2 separate regions of the Homo sapiens genome follow, and region 2 is linked to region 1. A link is a contact called in ENCODE Hi-C or POLR2A ChIA-PET data. All regions are on one chromosome and are shown on one strand. Each heading gives the region's core, a stretch centred on a gene start or an enhancer-like site at or near the end of the contact. The rest is flanking DNA. Distances are from core to core; before and after follow the strand shown. Region 1 holds the start of SNHG21 (small nucleolar RNA host gene 21). Region 2 holds the start of CPEB1 (cytoplasmic polyadenylation element binding protein 1).

Evidence for each region. Hi-C counts contacts between places; a loop is a spot of excess contacts on that map. ChIA-PET counts read pairs that join two places held with the same protein, here RNA polymerase II (POLR2A). Pooled maps may share reads with other maps.
Region 2: a loop to region 1 is called in a map of CD8-positive, alpha-beta T cell, with 14 times the contacts of the local background. The contact joins the promoter of CPEB1 here to the promoter of SNHG21 in region 1. A Hi-C loop is called at or near these places in 8 of 168 maps with a recorded cell type or tissue (CD8-positive, alpha-beta T cell, ascending aorta, dorsolateral prefrontal cortex and 4 more), 2 of 37 single-sample maps with no recorded cell type and 17 of 50 pooled maps. POLR2A ChIA-PET finds 5 or more read pairs at or near these places in 8 of 52 experiments (A549, A673, HEK293 and 5 more).

The regions. Positions count from the first base shown.
Region 1 is chr15:82,749,025-82,752,036 of GRCh38, reverse strand. It overlaps SNHG21 (small nucleolar RNA host gene 21), which reads right to left and starts at 1,473. Exons shown (of 3, transcript NR_110098.1): 1 at 1,189-1,473. RefSeq lists enhancers at 1,300-1,369, 1,660-1,789.
Region 2 is chr15:82,645,795-82,648,994 of GRCh38, reverse strand. CPEB1 (cytoplasmic polyadenylation element binding protein 1) reads left to right here and starts at 1,632. Exons shown (of 13, transcript NM_001365242.1): 1 at 1,632-1,858. CPEB1-AS1 (CPEB1 antisense RNA 1) reads right to left here and starts at 1,225. Exons shown (of 4, transcript NR_046096.1): 1 at 187-1,225. RefSeq lists a silencer at 843-1,412.

The DNA.
Region 1 (3,012 bases), core at 224-2,723:
CCAAGGTGGGAGGATCACCTGAGGTCAGGAGTTCGAGATCAGCCTGGCCAACATGGTGAGACCCCTGTCTCTACTAAAAATACAAAAATTAGCCGAGCATGGTGGCATGGACCTGTAATCACAGCTACTCGGGAGGCTGAGGCAGGAAAATCGCTTGAACCCAGGAGAGGGAGGCTATTCATGGCTTCCCCACAATGAACATCCGGTTAAATGAGCTCCTCAGTACTTCAGATACCCCCTATGTGATGTGAACAGTTTTTCAGTATTTGCTAATGTATGGTTTTCTGGGCCTCAGGCTCACTTACTTTCTTCACAGGCTTGCCACTTTCCTACAACACATTTCCATTTCATAACATGAGAGAGATGACTGCAATAATGCACAAGACACTTAAGCCACACAAGCACCAAATGTAAGATTACTTAAAACAGCTGAGGTTTGACTGCAGTGCACTCTACAGAATCAGTTTTCTAGGGTGAGCACATAGCTTGCTCAGTGAACCCCAGGCCGCTCTGTGTAAATGTATGTAACAGGCAATGAAAGTTCCTTCTTCACATATTGTTACTACACATCTGTTGCTAAAAGGGAAATGACAGAGCGACGTGACAGACTCATCTCCATCTACAAACTATGGAAGATGTAGATGACTGACACAGTTCTAACTCCTAACACACACGGATTTTGCCTTTCATGGATTTATACTGTATGTAGATGTACATTACCACCCTTTTCACTCCTCCTTGCAACTCCCCGTCAACCTCGTAAAAAAAGACGAATTGTCTAGCAATGCAAAGAAACAGTATGGTGTACAACAAATAATTCCGGGCTAAAAATGAAGAAATCGCGCTTTCACTCTCGGCTCTGTTATTAACAAGCTGTATAACTTTCGGCCTATCTCCCCCATCATGCTTCGGTTTAAGCTAAAAGGAGGGAGATGACCAAGATGGCTTTGCTCTGCTTCTGACACCAAATGACCGCCAGCAGATTCAGGAAGCTTAAGAATTACCAACTCCGTGTGTGTGTGTTCTAAAATTAATGCAACAGGTGTTGCTGCCTCCAGCAGGCGTCACCGATTCAGAATGTCTGGGTTCTCGCAGGCCCTTATGGGACACAGAACAGCACAACCTATGTGAAAACTGTAAACTTTAGTCTGGTGAGTGCATACTTCTCCCTTCCACATTTATACTAACCTCAGCTCCGTGGGCTACGAAGCTCGTTCTTCAAATGAGGTGGAGAAATGTAAGCGCGATGAATGAGGCCCAAGTCGCTGGTGGCGCTGAACCCCCAAAAGATACACACCGCGACAGATGCAACGACCCCTCACCTCTACTCCCGTTCCCAGCCGCATCCTCTGAAACCTGATACGCCTGCCTGCCTACCAGGACGCTGCTGTCACTGGCTCTGCTCGGTGGCCAGAGACAGTACTCACTCCATGCGGCCACCCCTCCAACGTCCCACCTTCCTAGTAAATCCACTCTCTTTCCGGCGGAAAAGCCCTTCTCGTTTCCTGCGCGTGAGAGGAAGTCCCGCCCCACGCACCAGCGTGACATTACTGGAAGCGCCGAGGAGCTTCGCGCAGGCTCAGAATCGCTCAGCTGGTTGACGTTATCCAGGAGAATCGCGTTGGACTCAGGGAAGACCTGCACAGGATCCGGTTGTTGCTGGGTCCGAGGGCTGTAGGGAGTGGAGAAAGGGCCGGGAATCGTTAAGCGGGGTCTGGGAGAACGACTTGCAGATTCACATTTCCTCCGCCCGCGGATGTCCTCCGGGGAATTGAGGCTTCCTTCCTCAGCTGCCCTTGTTTCTCTCTTTGCTCCCGCTGCCCCTTGTTCTATTTCGTTTCTTACTATTTATGTAGTCTCATTGCTTGCGGTTATAATGGCCACCACTTTATTGAGCATTCACTGTACAAGCATCTCGCAGCAGGCGCTCATAAGCGTCTGGCAATTCTTGGCCACTGCTGGAAGCCCAATCATTCTTTTACCATGGAAGGGATTTGAGAGCCTACATAATCCTGTACTCTAATAGCCACATGGTACTCTTGGGGCTAGGAAGATAAAGTAGAAATTGAAATTGCTGTTGTATTAGTTTTCTGAAGCTGCCATAACCAAGTACCTCACACTGGATAGCTTAAAACAACAGATATATTTTCTCGCTTTCTGGAGTCTGGAAGTCAGAAATCAAGATGTCAGTGGGGTCTTGCTTCTTCTGAGACTCTGGATAGAATCCTTCCTGCCTCTTCCTAGCTTCTAGTGGGAGCCAGCAATCATTGGTGTACTTTCGCTTGTAGCTGCATTACTCCATTCTCTTCCTCTGTTATCAAATGGTATACTCCCTGTGTGTCTCTGTCTCTGTGTGTTTTATAAGGACACCAGTCCTGTTAGGTAAAAGGCTCACCTTACTCCAGTATGACCTGATCATGACTAATCACATCTGCAATGACACTCTTTCCAAATAAGGTCACATTTTGAGGTTCCAGGAAGGACATGAATTTTGGGGGCGACACTAACCAACCCAGTACAGCTGTTAAAGTTCTCAAGAAGTAGACAAACGAAGAGTTGACAAATAAATGTAGTACAAGTGGATTCAAATTTAGTTCAGTTTTATCTGAGTGTTCATAGACATTCGGAGTATCCCTTTAAAGGATGGGTAGGGGCCGGGCGTGGTGGCTCACGCCTGTAGTCCCAGCCCCTTGGGAGGCCGAGGTGGGCGGATCAGCTGAGGTCAGGAGTTTGAGCCCAGCCTGGCCAACATGGCGAGACTCCGCCTCTACTAAAAATACAAAAATTAGCCGGGCGTGGTGACAGGTGCCTGTAGTTCCAGCTACTTGGGAGGCTGAGGCAGGAGAATCGCTTGATCACAGGAGGTGGAGGTTGCAGTGAGCTGAGATGGCACCGTTGCACTCCAACCTGGGTGACGAGCGAAAATCCATCTCAAAAAAAAAAAAAATTAGTTACGAAAGATTCTCTCTACTTCTATCTTTTGAAAGAGACTATAGATAATTTGCATAATTT
Region 2 (3,200 bases), core at 383-2,882, 100 kb after region 1:
ACTTAGCAATGTTCAATAAACTCTGGTCCCTTTCCTCCCCACTCCAGTCCCTTGTTTTCCCCCTTTTCTGTCCAACCTCTTCTATGTCTCCAGCAACACCTTAAAACAGACCCGACAACTGCCAACCCCTTTTACAATTCTCTAATAGTTTTCCTGCTGTCTGCAGAATAAAGGCCCCTTACAAACCGGGCCCAGGCTTCCCTCCGGCGGTATCAGGTCGCATCATCCTCAGTCCTGGTCAGAGGGAGCCGCTCGGTGCCGTCCTCCCTCTCTGCCTTTGCTTGATCTTCCGCCTGGAATGCCATCTCCGACTCTGCGTTTGCCTGGGGTTTCCGGTCCGCCCCTGCGCCAGGTGCCCTAGGACGCCTGCCCTGGAGCCCTCGCCCTATCCCTTGCCCTATTTCTGTGAAACTTTCTATCTCAGTGTGTCAGGAGCGCCGGAAGCGGTTTCTCCGGAGAACTCCGGTCCAAAGAGGACCAGTGATGTCTTTGGAACTTTCTGGAACTTCCTGACTCTCGCGGCCCCCTCTGCAGCGCACGGAGCAGAGGGTCTAAAGTGAGTGCGCCTCCTGGAGCCCAGGGGCTACAGTTCCGACCAAGGATGCCAGGGCAGGCTCTCGCCCTGGAGAGATCACTGGAAGAGAAGGAGCGCGGACACGAGGCTCTACTGACGAAGCGATCGCCGCCGCTCGCAGGGGCTTGTAAATCGTGCCCTCTTTCGTTAAGAGGGAAACTGAGGCCCAGGGCAGACAGTGACTCGGCAAGGGTCACTTAGGTGATGGCGCGCTCAGGCTTAGGTCTCTGGCCCCCCAGGGGGCAGCTGTGGCTAGCAGCGGCGGCAGTCCCCGCCGGGTTCCGGGTGGGCGGCGGAGCCCTCCTCGGCTCGGCCTGCTAGGAGGGGCGGGGCGCGAGGGGGCGGAGGCGAGGGCCCGGGCGGGGCCGACACAGGTGCTCCGCATCCGGCCGGGGGGCGGCTCCGAGGAGCGGCTCGTAGGAGCTTCATAAGCTGCCGGGGTGCGGGGCTGCGCGCGGCCCGCTGCAAAAATAGTGCCCACGTGCGTGCGCGTCTCTCGCCCGCCGGCTGGCCGGTCAGCCCGTCAGCCCCGCAGGGCCACACCGGCCCCATGGCGTTCCCGCTGGTAAGAGCCACCCGCCGCTCGCCTGGGCGGGGCCGCGTCCCGGCCGCAGTAGCTAACGGTCCGCGCGCAGCCGGGTCCGGCGCCGCGGTACCCCCATCCCCCGCCCCGTGCGGGCGAGTCCCGGGCGGGGCGCGGTCACGTGCCCGCGGGCGTGGGGCCTCGTGGAGGGGTGGAGGGCGAGGGGGGCAGGGAGCCTCCTCGTGACTCAGGGCCTTTGGGCTTAAAGGCGCCGCAGCCCTGCGGGGGCGGCCGGTGGGGCCTCCGAGCCGCACTGCGGCCTCCAGGCGGCCTCGAGCGTCTGTCCAGACGGGAGCTGACCGGACATAAAGGAGCACCGGCGCCCGGAACGTTTCTTTCTCACACTGCCGTCGCACGGGAGACCCGAAGCCGCTGGCGCTGGAAGCTCACGCCCCCTGCGGGTCTCTTTAGCACCCGGCGCGCGGTGGGGGCGCCCGGGCGGGACGGGGCGGGGCTGCTGACGGCGTAGACCCCGTGCTCTGTGGAGAGCCCCACGACGGCGGCGGTCGCGGCACCTTTAAGGTGGAGGGCTCAAGCCCCTCGTGCGGCTTCCCAATCCTGGGCAGGTCACGTGGCTTCACACCTTCGCTTGGCGCCGGAGAGGGAGTCTCGGGGGCGGGGCTGGCCAGGTAGTGTGGCGCGAGGGCGGAAGACTGGCGGGGCTTCGTGCCCGGGAGACCCGCCGGGCTGGCGGCATTGAGGTGGGTCCTGGTCATGGGCGGGAGAGGGTTAGGCTTGCAGGCCGCGGAGGTGGCGTAGGCGGGGAGCGACCCGAGCCCACTCTGGGCTGTGCTGTTCGGACCCTCAGCCTGGCGAGTGGGTGCATGTGGCCTGGCGTTCTGGTCATTCTCCTCAGTGCCGGACGAGGCCAGGTGCCCAGACTCAGGGGCGGCCTCAGGTTTGGCGGAGCAGCGGCTGGGGCCCTGGACGAGTCGCCCCCCGTGATGACGAGCGGTTGGGCGGGCCTGTGCCCGCCTGGAGTCACCTGAGTGTGGGGGGACTCACCCACAAAGGGGTCCTCACCTTGGGGTGTCCCACCCGGCGTCATTCCCCGAGGCTTTTTCATGTCATGGGTTCCTCAGCGGTCGAGTCGACCGAGGCTTTGCTGCCTCATTCCTAGAGGACCCAGGGAGACCAGAAGGCTCTGTGAGCGGCCCCGCGTTGACCCCGTGACCGAGAAAAGCCAGGCAGACGCCTGGGCTCTTGGGCGCTTTCGTGGGCGCGCGCTTATTTTTCGGGGGCACTTTGCTCCCTGCAGCCCTGGCCCCTTGCACCGTGCTCTCAGCTGGGGGAAGAGAGTCGGGAGCCGAATTCGCTCTTAGAAGCCGGGGTGCCTCCCGCCAGGCCCGCCTGGGAGGAGGCCGCGTCTCTCCTCCCCCGCCCCGCGCCTGCAGCCCCGGCCCTGACTGACGCCGCATTTCTCTGGCAACCGCTTCCCTTGGTCTCCCTGGCTACCGCCCAGCCTCCCCGCGCTCTCTCCTGGCACCTGAGTCAACTACTGGGCTGTGTCGTTGGTGGGGAAGAGGGGCAAGTGGGTGGGGTTCCTATTCTGGAAGGCACAGGTGCACCGCCCGCCTCTTGGCTGCCCCTCAGGTGACGGTGCGGTCCCTTGCTAGCGGGAAGAGTGTCTGCTAAGGACAGTTTGCACCCTGAGGCTCATGTTCCCTTTGAGTCTAGGGACACATGCTGGGTTAAAAAATAAAAATAAATTCAAACAGGACCCAACCTTGGAAACCTCAAGTTGGTGATTGTTTTCCTGGTTGGTTTTTTGCATAGTTAGAAAAGCTTGTGGAGCTCAATGGGGCTGCTGGCTGTCGGAAAACCCTGGGGACGGTGTTTTGGGGACTCATCACTGGTCTTTTATTTGTCCCCATTGAGCTGGCTTGGAGCTGAACTGTATTCCCAGAGCACGTTGCTGTAGGAGTTTGGCTTTTTATTTTTTAATATTTATTTATTTATTTATTTATTTTGAGAGGGAGTCTTGCCCTGTCACCCAGGCTGGAATGCAGTCTCGCGATCTTGGCTCACTGCAGCCTCCGCCTC